Regions from separate parts of the Mus musculus genome. Here region 2 is linked to region 1. The links are chromatin loops, found by intact Hi-C in ENCODE. Cell type or tissue: left cerebral cortex. All regions are shown on one strand. Each heading gives the region's core, and the rest is flanking DNA. Links, peaks and the distances in the headings are about the cores only. Region 1 holds the start of Abhd11os (abhydrolase domain containing 11, opposite strand). Region 2 holds the start of Tbl2 (transducin (beta)-like 2).

What was found. A loop is a pair of places that touch in the nucleus more often than their neighbours do. Peaks named below come from ENCODE experiments on the same cell type or tissue, not always from the same donor. Only the 100,000 strongest peaks of a DNase experiment are listed, where the experiment ranks them.
Region 2: it touches region 1 in a loop (2.9-fold over the local background); 3 of 42 quality-filtered maps call a loop at or near these places.

What each region holds. Positions count from the first base shown.
Region 1 is chr5:135,011,055-135,019,411 of GRCm38, forward strand. It overlaps Abhd11 (abhydrolase domain containing 11), which reads left to right. Exons shown (of 6, transcript NM_145215.2): 3 at 1-6; 4 at 156-326; 5 at 430-611; 6 at 833-1,121. The coding sequence ends at 965. It overlaps Abhd11os (abhydrolase domain containing 11, opposite strand), which reads right to left and starts at 2,103. Exons shown (of 4, transcript NR_026688.1): 1 at 2,031-2,103; 2 at 1,640-1,734; 3 at 1,376-1,496; 4 at 1,068-1,278. In left cerebral cortex, for the core only: CTCF peaks have their summits at 2,204 (motif pointing right), 4,622 (motif pointing right) and 5,488 (motif pointing right); DNase peaks (open chromatin) are centred at 1,847, 2,243 and 4,614.
Region 2 is chr5:135,147,387-135,155,743 of GRCm38, forward strand. Tbl2 (transducin (beta)-like 2) reads left to right here and starts at 2,300. Exons shown (of 7, transcript NM_013763.3): 1 at 2,300-2,478; 2 at 5,549-5,670; 3 at 6,928-7,112. The coding sequence starts at 2,352. In left cerebral cortex, for the core only: CTCF peaks have their summits at 2,198 and 4,144 (motif pointing right); a DNase peak (open chromatin) is centred at 2,112; H3K4me3 peaks cover 2,085 bases; H3K27ac peaks cover 1,465 bases.

The sequences.
Region 1 (8,357 bases), core at 358-8,357:
CAGAGGGTAAGCTACACCTATCTGGGTCCTCTTAATGCACTCTAAGCCCATTGATAACGTGGGACTCATCCACACTTTGGATGGCCAGGTCCAGAAACTCTGCTGGCGGCTCAGAGTTTGTCTGGGACCTGCTCTGGTCTGATTCTGTCTCCCAGCCAGATGTTGTGGAACGATTGGTTGTTGTAGACATAAGCCCGGTAGGAACCACACCTGGATCACACATTGGAGCCTTCATAGCAGCCATGAAGGCTGTTGAGATCCCAGAGAAGGTGCCGCACTCCCAAGCCCGAAAACTGGCGGATAAGCAGCTTAGTTCGGTTGTCAAGGTGACGCACGCCCCCCCCCCCTTTCCCCATGGTGTGTGTCAGAGGAAAAGTGGTGGGTGGGCCTCACAGGGAGCCCCTTCACAGCTGCCAGGTCTCCCCACAGGAAGCGGGCATTCGGCAGTTCCTGCTCACTAACCTGGTAGAGGTGGGTGGGCGATTCTCCTGGAGACTGAACTTGGATACGTTAGCTCAGCACTTGGACAAGATAATGACCTTTCCTCAGCAACGTGAACCCTACTCGGGGCCAACTCTCTTCCTGCTTGGTGGAAATTCTACATATGTACAGTAAGCCGGTGTGGGACCATAGGAAGGGGCATGCTTTGCCCACCACCAGCTATGGGAGCCTGCGTGGGCTAGGGGAGGCGGGGTATCTGGGAGCCTGGCAATACCACTGCGCATGAAGGCTCATGCACATCTCTCTCTCCTGTTCTCTCTCTCTCCCTTTCTCCCTCTCCCCACACCTCTCCATTGTCTTCCCTCTCCATTGGCTTCACTATGGCGGCCAGACCCAGCCACCACTCAGAGATTAGGCGACTCTTCCCTCAAGCCCAGATTCAGACCGTGCCTAACGCTGGCCACTGGGTCCACAGCGACAAACCCCAAGACTTCATGGATGCTGTCACCAGCTTCTTGGCTTAAGAAGTAGCTCCTTGGAAGAGCAGCCAGGGGACTCTAGGCTTGGGATCTGTGCCATCTTGCTTCTGCACAGAAAAACTCAGGGGCACGGAGAGGGTCCAGGAGTACAGAAGTGGCCCAACACTTTTAATGAATAAAGACAGTTCCCCTTTAAGCCCTGGATCCGTTTTCACCACCGTCGCCCCCACTGACCCCGGGAGAGTTGAATCCAGGAACTTCTGCCCGGGCTTGTGTTCTCGTGTGTTCCCAGGGTGCCTCTGGGCTCTCCCTGCAGCTGACTCCGCACCCGCTCTCGAACCATATGCTGCATGTCTTCCTGGGCACGGGAGAGAGAGCAGGTCCGAGGCAATCCCTGGGGACGGAGGGGCGGAGGGGCGTCTTCCAAGACTCCCGACTCAGAGGCTCCACCCTACCTCCCAGGCCTCCACCTCCTGTTTCAGCTTCAGTTTCTCCTGCAGGACCTCCAGCAGCTGAGCCTCCACTGTGCGCAGCCTGGCTCGACAGGAGTCCAGCTCCTCTTCCACCGCGCGCTTCCTACAGGCAGTGGGGGATGGGGGTGGGGGTGTTCCAGTGGCTGTCTTCTGGAAATATCTGGAGCCCCCTTCCTCTCCTCTAGTAGGAGTGAGTCCCCACTTCCCCCTCCTCCACCCCACCCCCACCCCCAGAGTTTCTCTCACTTAGCAATGGCTTCATCCCTCTCCTGCAGTACTTGCTCCAGGGAAGGTTCCGCCCGGGTGTCCCCCAGTGCTCCTGCCGCTTGGGATTCTGGGTTCTGTTGGGGAGTGATGGATGAGGAGGCAGTGACCTGGGGCTTGTCAGAAGGAGAAGCCTCACCCTGGGTCCTTCTGCCCTGCCTCTGCCCTGCCTCATGCTATTTCCACTCAGTTTTACCACCCTTTGCCTCCAGGGGGTGCTGCGCCGGCATCTTGTAAAGGAGACCCTTAGTCTGGCTAGCCGGGAAGTAGACTATGGGACTTTGCAGAATGGACAGTGTTTGAAGCTCCTGAGGAGAAAGGAGTTCCCACACAGCCCTACAGAAATGCTACTGAGTGCTCTGGAGTCGCTTACCTTTCTATGAGCTTAGAGAGTCAAGGCCTGGTGACTGAGACTTGTCAGTTGGTAGAGGCTAGAAGACAGAGCCCTTTGCCCTTCCAGGCAAGGCACTCCCTAGCAGACTCCACCTACAGGAGGACAGCCTGGGGCAAGGAGCAAGTGCACCTCCCTCTTAACACCTTGGAAGGCCCCAAGCCTTTTCCCCAATTCTTGCCGTCTGTCGCCTCCAGGGGGCGCTCCACCCGTGTCTCAGAGGAACAGACAACCTAGGTTTAGTTTAGTTGTAATGCCAAGCATCAGGCAGTGTCTCGTCTAGTCTCCGCCCCCCCTCGCCCCCCCCCCCCGCCCTGCCACGAGGGGTTGACTCTGTGCTAGTTCTTCAAGGAATCATCTGCCCCCAGAATTCTTTTTTTTTTTTAATTAAAGATTTATTTATTATTATATGTAAGTACACTGTAGCTGTCTTCAGACACACCAGAAGAGGGAGTCAGATCTTGTTACAGATGGTTGTGAGCCACCATGTGGTTACTGGGATTTGAACTCTGGACCTTCGGAAGAGCAGTCGGGTGCTCTTACCCACTGAGCCATCTCTCCAGCCCGCCCCCAGAATTCTTATCCCACCTCAAGAGGAAAAAAACAAAAACCCAAGGAACCAGGCATGCTTACCATTTTATTTTTTTTGTTTTGTTTTGTTTTGTTTTGTTTTTCAAGACAGGGTTTCTCTATGTCACCCCGGTTATCCTCTGTAGATCAGGCTGGCCTTGAACTCAGAGACCCACCTACCTCTGCCTTCTGAATGCTGGGAATAAAGGCGTGCGCCTCCACCGCCTGGTTCATTACCAATAGCTTGAATCCCATCTTACCTTTATGCTGTTACTAGTATACCCCAAACACGCAGTGCCTGGGAAGCAGTCTAACTGAACTCAGCATTTCCAAGCTGAGGGACTTTTGTTTGTTTTGAGATAGGGCTTCTCTGTGAGACACCACTGCTTGACTCTAAAATGACCACCAATCCATATTGGAAATAGAAAAATACTTTTGAGATTTTGAGCATCTCTTTTGTTGTTGTTTATTTGTTTTTGGTTTTCTCTGTATAGCCCTGGCTGTCCTGGACCTCACTCTGTAGACCAGGCTGGCCTCGAACTCAGAAATCTGCCTCCCAAGGGATTCTACTAGGCAGGGGCTCTACCACTGAGCCACGCCCCCAGCCTCTCACTGGGGGATTCTAGGCAGATGCTCTACCATTGAGCCATACCCCAGCCCATAATATAGCATTTTGTATAAGGGACTTGAGCATCTCAGCATCCTAAGATTGGATAATGGTAGAGAGGTTTTTGTTTTTTGTTTTTTGTTTTGTGTGGCCTTAGCTATCCTCTGTAGACCAGGTTGACCTTGAATTTAGAGGAAACTCTGCCTCCTGAGTGCTTTGGTTTATTTATTTATTAATTTATTTATTTAATCTATGTATACGAGTACACTGTAGTTGTCCTCAGACACTCCAAAAGAGGGCATCAGATCCCATTACAGATGGTTGTGAGCCATCATATGGTTGCTGGAAATTGAACTTGGGACCTCTGGAAGAGCAGTCAGTGCTCTTAACCACTGAGCCATCTCTCCAGCCCGGTTTACACCTGTAATCCTGTACTCGGAGGCAGAGGCAGATCTCTTGAGTTTGAGGCCCACCTGGTCTACAGAGCTGAACTGAGTTATGTTGAACTAGGTCCCGCTCTTTCCCCCAGACAGGGTTTCTTTGTGTAGCCCTGGCTTTCCTGGAACTAGCTCTGTAGAGGCAAAATCACATTGAAAGTCTTCTCAGAAACTACATGGAAGATGCATTCTAGGGCTGGTGAGATGGCTCAGTGGTTAAGAGCACCGACTGCTCTTCCAAAGGTCCTGAGTTCAAATCCCAGCAACCACATGGTGGCTCACAACTGTCTGTAATGGGATCTGATGCCCTCTTCTGGTGTGTCCGAAGACAGCTACCGTGTACTTACATATAATAAATAAATAAATCTTTTTTTAAGAAAAAGATGCATTCTAAAGATAGGATATATGTGTTACTCTTTTTCCCTCTCTTCTGAATCTGGGAAAACGCACATATACATTAAAAAGAAAAGAAATTGCTTTACAGTTTTTTACCTCTTCATTTGTGTTTCCTTATGCCATATCAAAAACATTCCTTCGTAATACAGGGGTAGCTCGGTGGCTGAGCCCTTGTTGCAGAGTTCAGTTCTCAGCACCCTTGTCCGGTGGCTCAAGACTTCGTGTACTTCCAGCCCCAGAGGATCCGATACCTCCAAAGGCATCCATGCACACAATAAACACCTTGTGGGTGTAGCTCAGCAGTAGAGCATCTGCCTAGAATTCCCCCTACTGAGGGGTGACTTGGTAATAGGGTGCATGTGTGAGACTCTGGGGTTTATCCCCAACTCAAAAACCACGTTGGGGGTAAAGCTTCCTCCTCCTTCTCCAGGCACATTCAGCCCCTTATACTTCTCTGTCTCCCTCTTTCACTGGCAGCGGGGGGTGTCACTGCCAGGGTGTCTTTGCCGCCACCTTCTGAAGGGAAGGCAGCTAGACAAGCGAAGCAGTACCACCTTTGGCCTGAAGGTGGCAGCAGCCCCCAAGAGCAAAGATCCCATGAGCTGCCCCTACTCCCTCAACGTGTGAAATGGAAACCCTCCCCAGGGTGGTGGGCAATTCCCAGGGTTCCTTTGTAAAAAATATCTGTTCACCTGACTCCGCATGTGCTTTCTGCTCACTCTATCTAGTGACACCTCTGGAATCAAGGGGCATGACCCAGTGTGGGTGGTGGTGGTAGCGGCACTGGCATGGAATCCCAGCATTGGAGAGGTGAAGGCCGAAGAAAAAGGAATTCAAGATCATCCTTGGTTACATATCAAGGTTAAGGCCATAGCAGGCATAGTGGCCAAGCCTTTAATCCTAGGACTCAGAGGCAGAGACCAGCCTGGTCTACACAGCGAGTTCCAGAATAGTCAAGGCTACACAGAGAAACCTTGTCTCAAAAACCAAAGAGGAGGGAAGGAAGGGAGGGATGGAGGGAAGGAAGAAAAAGTAGGAAGAGGCTAGCCTGGGGTAAATGAGACACCGACTCTACAGGTGTTTTCCAGCCCAACCCTCATCTGAACTCCAGGGCATACTTGTCTGCTGGCTTTCCCATGGAGCTGTGATGGAGAGCTCAAATTTAAGAATACCAACCACAGTCCAGTGATATCCTTTCCCCTGTGGCATCCTAATCCTCCCCCTCCCTCCCCACTCCCCGTCTGTCTCTCTGCCCTGTGAGATAGGCACCCTGAATGGCCTTGGCTGTTGTGGAACTCACTGTGTAAACAAAGCTGACCTTGAACTAGGTCGCTGCCTTCTGCATTTGCCTTCCCAGAATTGAGGTTAAAGGTGTGAGCTACACACAGTTTTATTTTGAATTTTAAGTTTATGAGTATTTTGCCTGATGCCTACAGAGGCCAGAAGAGGGCGTCAGAGCTGCTCTTCCTTATGGGAGCTGAGACCCAAACCCAGGTCTTCTGAAAGATCGGCAGGTGCTCATTTTTTTATCAATCAATCTATTTATCTATCTATTGGGCTTTTTTTTTTAATATTTATTTATTTATTTATTTATTTATTTATTTATTTATTTATTTATTATATGTAAGTACACTACTGTAGCTGTCTTCAGACACTCCAGAAGAGGGCATCAGATTTCGTTACGGATGGTTGTGAGCCACCATGTGGTTGCTGGGATTTGAACTCAGGGCCTTTGGAAGAGCAGTCAGCACTCTTAACCGCTGAGCCATCTCACCAGCCCCCTATTGGGCTTTTTTTAAAGACAGGGTTTCTCTGTATATTCATTTTTTTGTTGTTTTATATATTCATTTATTCATTTTGAGTCAGGGTTTTTCTGCACAGCCCTGGCTGTCCTGAAACTCACTCTGTTGACCACTCCGGCCTTAAATTCAAGGGATCTGTCTGCTGAGTGGTGGGATTAAAGGCATGCGCCACCATAGTCTGGCTTAATTTTCTTTTTAATTTTGTGGATGTGGGTCTGTGCCATAAGTGTGGGTGCCAATGGAAGCCAGAGATGTTGGATCCCCTGGGGTTGTAGTTACAGGTGCTCATGAGCCGTCATGTTGAACTGAGGACTGAACTCAGCTCCTCCGCAAGAGCAGCACTCTCTGTTAACCTCTGAGCCATCTCTCAGGTCCTGGACTACTTTAAAATACACACACACACTATAATAAAAGCATTTATTTATGTATTTATTTACCTTTCAAGACAGGGTTTCTCTGTACAGCCCTGACTGTATTCTGGAACTTGCTTTGTAGACCAGGCTGGCCTTGAACTCACAGAGATCCACTTACTTCTGTCTCCCAAGTGCTGGAACTAAAAGGCATGTGCCACCACTGCCTAGCAACTCTTTTTTAAAAAGGACAATAACCAGGCTGGCGAGATGGCTCAGCGGTTAAGAGCACTGACTGCTCTTCCGAAGGTCCTGAGTTCAAATCCCAGCAACCACATGGTGGCTCACAACCATCTGTAATGGGATCTGATGCACTCTTCTGGTGTGTCTGAAAACAGCTACCGTGTACTTACATAGAATAAATAAATAAATCTTAAAAAAGAAAAAAAGGACAGTAACCATTATTCAAATACTGAGTTCTGTTGGCCCCACCTTTAGTAGGTGTTACAATCCAGCTCTTTCTTTCACCACCGTTGTCTGCCACCCTGCCTTCAGGACACAGCTTATGTGTGTTCCTCCCCTCAACCCCTGTCAGCCTGTTAACCTGAAACAATCCTGTTAAAGCCTATGGTGGACTCTACCCATGCCTCTTCTGCCCAGCAATGATAGGCTAAGATCGCTTGAAGCTTCTTGAGCCCACTTCCTCCATGGACTCTGGCTTCATCTCTTCCGAGGTCTTCCTTACCCACAATGCCCCAGGCTTCCTCACTTCCCTGATGTCCCACACACATGCTAGACACTCTTCCTGGTCACTGCTGTGGTACATACTGTCCCCTCAGCCCCAAGCGCTCTTCCCTGCATGGTTTACCCCTCCCCTCCTGAAATTTCCTCAAAAGCTGTCTTCTCAACAGAGACCATTTATTTCAAGTGGGAGCGGGGCTGGACATGATGTCGCCCGCCTTCAGTCCCACCCTGCACTGGGAGGCAGAGGTTAGGGTTCTTTATGAGTTTGGGGCCAGCCTGCTCTACATAGCAAGTTCCAGGCCAGCCAAGGCTACATGCTGAAACCAGAGCTATGCGATGAGATTCACTTTGGGCGACATGAAACTCTTGATTTATTTACTTATTTGTTTGTTGTTTTAGTTTTTGGAGGCAATCTCTGTGTGTAGCCCTGGCTGTCCTGGAACTTGCTCTGTATGTAGATCAGGTTAATCTCAAAACCAGTGATCCCTTTGTGTCCGCCTAAGGAGTGCTGGGATTAAAGGCATGCCCCACCAGGCCTCCTAGTTGAGACTCTGAGTTAAAGAATATAGACATCAAAAGGACCTGGTGGAGGTGGGGAGAGGTTGGCTCAGTCAGTGAAGTGCTTGTTTTGAAGTGTGAGGATCAGTTGGATCATCAAAACCCACTTGAGAAAACTAGGAATGGTGGCACGTCCTTGTAGGCACAGTGCTGGGGAGATGGAGGCAGGAGGATGCCTGGCCAGAGAGTATCACCTGCTTAGTTCCAGAGCAGTGACCAACTCTATCTCAAAAGTGTGTATATGGAGGTGTGGGGTGGGGCCTGGGGGTGGGGGTGGCTGGAGAATTGGCTCAGCAGTTAAGAGCACTGTCTGCTCTTGCAGAAGACCAGGGTTCAACTCCTAGCAACCACATGGCAGCTCAACGTTGTCTATTCTCCAGTCCCAGGGAATCTGATGCTCTCCTTTGGTCTCCTTGGACACCATGCATGCATGTGCTGCCCATGTACACCTGCAGACAAAATACCCACACACACTTTTTTTTCTGAGACAAGGTTTTGTTATGTAGCCCTGGCTGTACCAGAACTAGCTCTGTAGCCCAGGCTGCCTCAAACTCAGAGATCTGCCTGCCTCTGCCTCCCAAGTGTTGAGATTAAAGGCATGCACCACCACATAAAATATTTTTAAAAAGACAAAAGCAAGTTAGCACAGAGATAGAAATTATATAATAAAGAATGCTTTTAAAAACCTGAAGAGCCGGGCAGTGGGGGCGCATGCCTTTAATCCCAGCACTTGGGAGGAAGAGGCAGGTGGATTTCTGAGTTTGAGGCCAGCCTGGTCTACAGAGTGAGTTCCAAGACAGCCAGGGCTACACAGAGAAACCCTGTCTCAAAAAACCAAAACCAAA
Region 2 (8,357 bases), core at 109-8,108, 140 kb after region 1:
AGGGCTATACAGAGAAACCCTGTCTCGAAAAAAAAAAAAAAAAATCAAATCAAACCAAAAAGTTCCTATAATCCTAGTTTTCAGAAGAGTGAGGAAGGAGGGTTGTCACAAATTTATGGCCAGTCTGGGCTACAATACTGAGACCCTGTTTTAGGACAAAACAAAAATTTTCTCTTTGAGCTGAGATGTCTTAGTGGGTAAAGCATTTACTTTGTATGTAGATTGGAGTTTGGGTATCAGAAACCATCCTAAACACTGGGTGGGTATGTCATGTCAGCCTGCATGAGGGAGAGTAGGAGAAATTGGTTAATCAGAATAGCTGAAATTGTACAATACTGATTTAGCAAGATACCCTGCCCCAATACTCACCATATAAGGTGGAGAGCCATCTGGAAAACCAACAGACATCAATATCTGGCCTCCATACATGTGCTCTCGAGTGCGTGTGCACACGCACACACATCTGAACACATGTAAACTCACACTCATGTATGACATACACACATATATATGTACATATGAAAACACATTTTCTTTTGGAAGTCTCACTGTGTAGCTTTCTCTGGCCTGGAGTATGCTTGAGTACACCAGACTGGCCACAGATTCAAAAGCAATCCACCTGTCTCTGCTTCCCAAGTGCCGGGATTAAAGGAATATGCCCCCACAATTGGTGTAAAACACATACATACTCACAACCTTTTCAGGGACTAGATAATAGCCTCCATTGTAGAGCAGCTGCTTAGCATAATGATTGTCCAAGATTCAATCTCTAGCATGGCCAAAACGTAATTATATCTTTTTCGACATCCCTTTCTCTCTTCAGGCCACCCCCAAATCTAGGTACTTATCACCTCCCTGGAGGATTTTTGCAGCAACTTCCAGTTTATTTTGTAGTTGTTGTTGTGCGTCTCACATAGCTCAGCTTGCCCTGGAACTCGAAATGTATTCTAAGAAAACCTTGAATTTCTGATCTTCCTGCCTCCTACTCCCAAGTGTGGAATTATAGGCTATTACTACTACACCGGGTTTATGGGTTGCTGAAGGAACTCAGCTTTCTGCAAGCTAGTCAAATACTCTTCCAATGGAGTTACATCCCTAGCCACAACATGATTGTAAGTTTTGGTTTTGTTGTTTCTCTCCGCATCGCTGGGGAATCGAACCCACGTTCTTGTACAGAATTAATAAGTGATCTCCCTGGTTTGCTTTCTACCTTCAGTCTTTGTTCAAAATACTCCATGGATTTTGCTCCGGGCCTTCCTATGATAACTAGCGTGGTCTGATGAAACCAGTGTTCTAGGATCTCCAGTTCTTTCCGACCTTTCTAGCCGTTTCTTTTTCTAATATTCACAACCTCTCCACGACACCCTCGCTTTGGGCTTTGCGAGGCTGTCCCATACCAACGGACAGGGCATCTCTCTTCCCCAGCAGCGAAAGCACGGGTCAAATGGGAATAAGAACCTCTGCCCTGCCCCTTGGAAGGATCCAGTTTGGCGATGCTGCAATAAAACTTCTAATAAACGATCAAGATGAGGTGAGAGCTGGACCGTCTGAGTCCGCTACCGAAAAACTTCTTGCAGACAGCTTCAATCAAAGCTGTTCACCGTTGGGCCCCGCCCCTCAAAAACCAGTCCAATAGCCAGGCCTTGCCTCTTCAGGTCAAAAGCTAAGCCCCGCCCCTCATAAACTCAGACGGAAGACCCGGCCCCAAGGGGGATTCAAAAATCCAGGCCCCACCTCTCAGAGCACGTGAGCACTCAAACGCGCGAGGTTCCGCCTCCAGCACGAGCAGCTAAGTCCCGCCCCTCAGGTCGTGTCAACGGCCAGGTCTTGCTCCTCCTAACACTCAGACTACCAGTTCTTCCACCCCAAAAGACGAAAACCGTCAAGATTGGCTCCTCACGACGCCCCAAAGGCCAATCGCCGCTCCACAGTACTTGCAACTGTCCCCAGTCCCTCCAAGCGCGCCAACGGACAGGCCCTGCCCCACAGGGAACGGAACCTTCTGGCCCGCCCCTCGAGGCGCGCACGTCCCAGGCTCCGCCCTTATAGAGTTCCAACTGCCAGGCCCCGCCTCACAGCGCCCGCTAACGGCCAGGCCCCGCCCTCAAGGCGCTCAAGAGGCCAACCTCCGCCCTGCAGAGCGCTCCAACGGCCAGGTCGCTTCCCATAGGGCATCGTAACGACTAGGTCCCGCCTTCCGAGGTGCGCTTGGGACCAAGCCACGCCCCAAAGAGGCCAACGCTGGCCAGCCCCGCCCCTCGAGGCGCGCCAACTGTCCTCCCCCGCCCCCTCGTGCGCCGAGACGTGAGGACGCCGGCGTCGTAGGCTGAGGTGGCAGCTGTCCCGCAGTCATGGAGCTGCCGCAGATGCCGGAGCTGATGGGGTTGTCCCTCCTGGTGGGTCTGCTGGCCTTGGTGGCCACGGCGGCTGTGGCGCGGGGCTGGCTGCGGGCCGAGGAGAAGCCCAGCCAGCCCGTCTGTAAGTATACCGGGTCGGGTGGCGGTGACTCTGGGGACTTTGCTCCCGGCCGCCGCGTGGTACGAGGAGCGTGGAGAGTCACGGACCTCAGTTTCCCTGGTTGTGAGATGAACTTTCCCGTGTAGGTTTCGGGTTGCAGGTGCACCCCAGGGACAAGATTCTTTGGAACCTGGGAGCTGCGCTGCTACGTGGTCGGTGACTTTTCCTGGGACACCTCCCACCACCACCACCACCTATGTCCCCGGAGCTGCTACGAAAGCTCAGTCAGACCCCAGGTTTGCTATGTGTTCGTGTTCTTAGAAAATGGGGGTCATTTGAAAATACTCTTCAGCCAACTCTGACCGGCAGGAACGTTTTCTGAACTCCTGTTACCTATACCTAGCTTCGAGGTCTTTTTAATACGTTCAGTAACCGAGAAGCTTGTAAAAGTGTGGTCTACACTGTAGATCTAAATTGTAAGCATCTGAAAAGGCAAGCGAAATAGACATTGTATTAAATTTCACAAAGGAGTTAATACTATAAAAGGATCGAGAGTATGAATGGTCTTGCTGCTTTTATTTATTTATTTTTTAGGGAATAAAAGTTGGGGATTCCGGGAACTCTTCAGAGAGGGTAGGGAACCCATTGTGAGTTTCTGAGACATGGTTTCACAATGTTGTCCAAACTGGCCTTGAGCTCTGGTTATTACTGCCTCAGTCTCGGGAGCATTGGAGTATACAAGTGTGTGTGTGCTCCCCATACCTAGCCTTGTGAGGTGCTGGGTAGGTGAAACCCAGAGGCTCAAGCAAGTGCTGTTCCACGGATCTACACCCCCAAATCTGTGATGTGAGTTGTTCAGGGATGCCAGTGTAGGATTTTGCCTGGGAGGCCAAGGAAGAAAGAAGGTTCTTTTGTTTGTTTTGTTTTTTCGGGACAGGGTTTTTTTTTTTTGTTGTTGTTGTTGTTGTTGGGTTTTTTTGTTTGTTTGTTTTTGTTTTGGTTTTGGTTTTTTGGTTTTTCGAGACAGGGTTTCTCTGTGTAGCCCTGGCTGTCCTGAAACTCACTTTGTAGACCAGGCTGGCCTCGAACTCAGAAATCCACCTGCCTCTGCCTCCCAAGTGCTGGGATTAAAGGCGTGCGCCACCATCGCCCTGCAAGAAAGACAGTTCTATCAGCAGCAAAACTCAAGAAGACAAGGGATTCCAGAAACACTTGGAGGCTGCTTGGACATGGTGCGGCCATAGACCGCCTGCCTAGGATTCCCCTAGTGAGGGGTCAGGAACAGAGCTCAGGGTTAGAACTCTTGCCTGTGATACCGGAGGCACTGCATTTTATCCCAGTGCTGAAAGAATAGCAGTCCAGCATCTGGTTTAACGCTGAAGGTCACCATGAGCAAGTTCAATAATAAGTTTTAATTCCTGTAAGAATTAGGGAGCATCTACTGCTACCTAACACGTGTCAGCTTGGTGTGTAAACCTAGTTCTCCAAGATATGCTTTCATTTTAATTAACTATTTTTTTTTTTTTTGAGACAGGTTTTCTATATATAGCCCTGGCTGTCAAAGACCCACCCACTTCCCAAGTGCTAGGGTTAAAGGCATATGCCACCACTGCTCTGCTTTCTCTCTTTTAAAAATTTTTTTTCCTGCATATGAGTTCACTGTAGCTGTCTTCAGACACACCAGAAGAGGGCATCAGATCCCATTACAGATAGTTTTGAGCCACCATGTGGTTGCTGGGATTTGAACTCAAGACCTCTGGAAGAACAGTCAGTGCTCTTAACCACTGAGCCATCTCTCCAGCCCCCGCCCCCCTTTCTCTCTTTTGTGCATGTGTGAGAGAGAGAGAGATCCAGGTGGGGCCTTGAACTCACTATGTAGTCAAGCCTGACTCTGAACAACCTCCTCTCCCAGTCTTCCTGTCTCCACCTGCTGAGTGCTAGAATTATTTATAGGCAGCATACATCACCAAGCCTGGTCTCAATATCTCTTTGAGGAATCAAGATTTAAAGCAGTTAAATAACTTACCCAAGACCAGATCTTCAGATCCCCTTGTGCATATCATTCCCCTACTTGGGGATGCCTGACTAGAATTCACACTACACAGGCTAAGCCATGAACCCACCCAGCTGTCTCAGTTCAGAGAGATGCTATACACACTCAGAAAATAGCCTCTGTAAGACCACACTCATGAGGGCTGGGGATGTAGAACATGTGTTCTTCCTTAGCATGCACCAAGCTACAGTCTCAACCTTCAGAATGGCTTTAAAAATAGAAGAAAAGAATACACACTGATAAAGACTGAATTCAAAGTCAAGTCTGATTTCTAAGCCTTTTTTAAAAATTATGTGTATAGATAATTTAGATTTGTCTATAGATTTGTCCATTTTTGTGGAGATGTTCTTGAGGGCCATGGGTGCCATAGTCTCTAGAACTAGAGTTTTAGTTGGTTATGAGCCACCTGATTTGAGTGCTGGGAGCCAAACTCTGATTCTCTGAATATATGCTTTTAACCACCGCGCCATCTCTCCAGGCCTAGTTTTGTTTGTTTTTCAGTGCAGCTGGAGATTGAACTTGAGGCTTTGTACAGGCTAAGCAAGCCCTCTACCACTAAGCTATATCCCTAGCCCCTCCCCCTTTACATGAACATGTATGGGTGGATGCACATACATCTCGTGCACATGGATTTCAGGGAACAACCTTATATATTGTTAGGAACGCAAGTTGCTTCCATTGAGATGGAGTCTCATATTGACTGGGAGGGAGCTCATGAGCTAGGTCAGGCTGGTTAGGCAGAGAGCCCTAGAGACTTTCCTGACTCCACCTCCTCAGTGCTGAGATGACAGCGGATGTGTAATCTCTCAGGTGTAAACCACACGCACCTCATATTTACAGAGCAAGTACTTTGCCTATGAACTATCTCCCCCCCTTCTCCCACCTCCCTGGCCTGTTTTTGCACATGTCACTTTTTCAAGGACAAAGGCTCTATCTGGGCCGTGTTGTGGTACCCTACACAGAGCCTGAGAAATCCTAGGCACTCACTCGATGCTTCTGAGTGCGTGCATGGGTCAATGACACGGCCCTTCCTTGTAGGTCAGAAAGAAAACGAACCCAAGAAGTCAGGATCCAAGAAGCAGAAGCAGAATCAGCGGGTTCGTAAGGAGAAGCCTCAGCAGCACAGCTTCACGCACCCCCTTCTGGCTGCAGCACTGAAGGTACTTGGTACTCCTGGGTACTGAACACATGCAGTATGTACATGAAGAGTGCTCACGCCTACACCTTGTCCTTGGTAATCTGGGCAGATTACATACACCTAACTCTCAGCAGCAGAGTAGGCATACCCCTTCTGGCCCTTCTGGCTGGTGGTTGTTTCCCTTGTACTGAGGATTGAATCCAGGGCCTTGTATATTCTACCTTCAGTTCTTATTAAGGTTTGGTCTCTTGCTACGTATTGTAATCTTTAGTACTGGCTCCACGATCTGGTTGCCTCGGGATGTACACCAAGTGATGCTATGTAACCCTGCTCCTTAAGTTAAAACTATTGGTTGAATAAAAATGCCTGTAGCCTGTAGCTGGGCAGAAGAGAGGTAGCTGGGGCTTCGCAGAGACCATGAGGAGGCAAACTGAGGGGTGAGGAGAGGAGACAATGTCATGGAGTAGATGAATGATGAGAACATGGCCCTGAGGGCTGGTCAGCTGGAGACAAGTTATATCATAGAGTTACTGACAGGGAAGAAGACAAAAATCATAGAGGGCCGATATCTGCCCAGCTCTAGTACTGTTAATGTTAATTATAAATATAAGGGGTCTGTGTCTTTTATTTGGGAACTAAATGATCAAAGGTGGAGTAGAAACCCCCATTGAGTTATTACTATATCAAGTTCTTTTTTTTTTTAAAGATTTATTTATTTTATTTTATTATACGTGAGTACACTGTAGCTGTCTTCAGACACTCCAGAAGAGGGCGTCAGATCTTGTTACGGATGGTTGTGAGCCATCATGTGGTTGCTGGGATTTGAACTCATGACCTTCAGAAGAACAGTTGGTGCTCTTAACCACTGAGCCATCTCACCAGCCCCCGGTATCAAGTTCTTGATTGGCAGATTTCTACAAAAGGGCCCCGCAGCTGAGCACCTTCCTTGGGGATTCGAGGCAGGCATTCTGCCAATAAACTACAGCCCTAGTCCATTCTCTTTATCTTTTCTACTGTTATTTTTGAGGTCGTTTCACTAAATTGCTTAGGCTAGCTTCAGACTTTACTCTGTAGCTCAGGCAGGCCTCGAACTTGGCATCCTATGCTGAGCTCCCAAGGAGCTGGGATTATAGACCTGTGCTAGAAGAGCTAGCTTACCTTGTTCCATCTCTGACCTGTCCATCATCCAAGCCCCTGAGCCAGAGTGGCTCCCCTAGGTTCAGCCTCCTCATCCACTTGAGAGGTTTCTCATTGGTCCTTCCTGCATTCTTTTCCCTAGAGCCACAGTGGGAATATATCTTGCATGGACTTCAGCAGCAACGGCAAGTATCTGGCCACCTGTGCGGATGACCGCACTGTCCGTATCTGGAGCACTAAAGATTTCCTTCAGCGGGAGCACCGCAGCATGAGAGCCAACGTGGAGCTGGACCATGCCACCTTGGTACGCTTCAGCCCTGACTGCAGGTGAGACAGGACAGAGCCTCAGGCTTGTCTGCAAAAGCCCAGCTTATGGCTGTGGCCTTCACATATCCAGTTGGGGCTTAGTGAGGAGGGATCAGGAGTCTACCTTGTTGTGACGTAAAAAGGTCATTCAGACAGTATGGAGCCTCCTGGGGCCTCTCGGAGGCTCCGCTCTATAGAAGGAAGCAGAGACAGAACATTCCTACCCTGGATGTTCCAAACTCCAACCTGCCATGAGTTTTGGAAGCTCTTAGAACTTTTTTTTTTTTTTTTTTTTTGAGACAGGGTTTCTCTGTGTAGCCCTGGCTGTCCTGGAACTCACTCTGTAGACCAGGCTGGCCTCAAACTCAGAAATCCGCCTGCCTCTGCCTCCCAAGTGCTGGGATTAAAGGCGTGCACCACCACTGCCCAGCCTCTTAAAACTTCCTAAGCTCCAGAAATGGAAGGAACCAAAGCTCTGAGGCCCGTTTTCTCTTTGTACTGTAGGGACTGAACTCAGTATCACACACACCACCAAGCTACACCTTCAGCCGTTCTTGCTTCTTGGGTTTTTGTTTTTTGATTGTTTTGAGACAGGACACGGGGCCTTGCTATGTTGATCTCACTAGGTAATGCAGCTTGGCCTTGAACTTGTGATCTCTCTGCCCAGTCTCCCCTGTGCTGGGATTCAATGTGGCCTTGTGTACTTTTGTTCGTGGAAATATAAGCAAAAGTCTGTTTACTCTAGGTAGGGCATAACCACAGACCAGAGAATAATTGCTCTGTGTAGCACTTGGTGAGCCATTGGGTTTAGTTGGGTTACTTACAGGATTATGGGTAAGAGGATGCTTAAAAGAACATGGACAGCTCTTTGGGAGTCACATCATAGAAGGCCCATGTTAGCATGAATGACGATGACTTGCGTATTGGGCTTCAAGGCAGCTCCATCAGACAGTCCTCTCTTCCCAGCAATGGTTTCTATCTCTGTAGCCTTGGGGAGGGAGGGGCCTTATGAGTATTGAGACTCTCTTAGCTTCCTGCTCCTTAAGTCTCAAAGCCTCTCTCATCTTGGGAGGATATGTTTTTTTATGTTTAGTGCTAATGATCAAACCCATAGCCTACCACTGAGATACATTTATGTCTTCGAATTGTTTTGTTTTGGAGGGTGTGTGTGTGTGTGTTTGTGTCTGTGTGTGTGTGTGTGTGTGTGTGTGTGCCAGAGAACAACAGAAGTTGAGGTTTTTTTCCTTCTGCGTGGGTTCCTGAGTA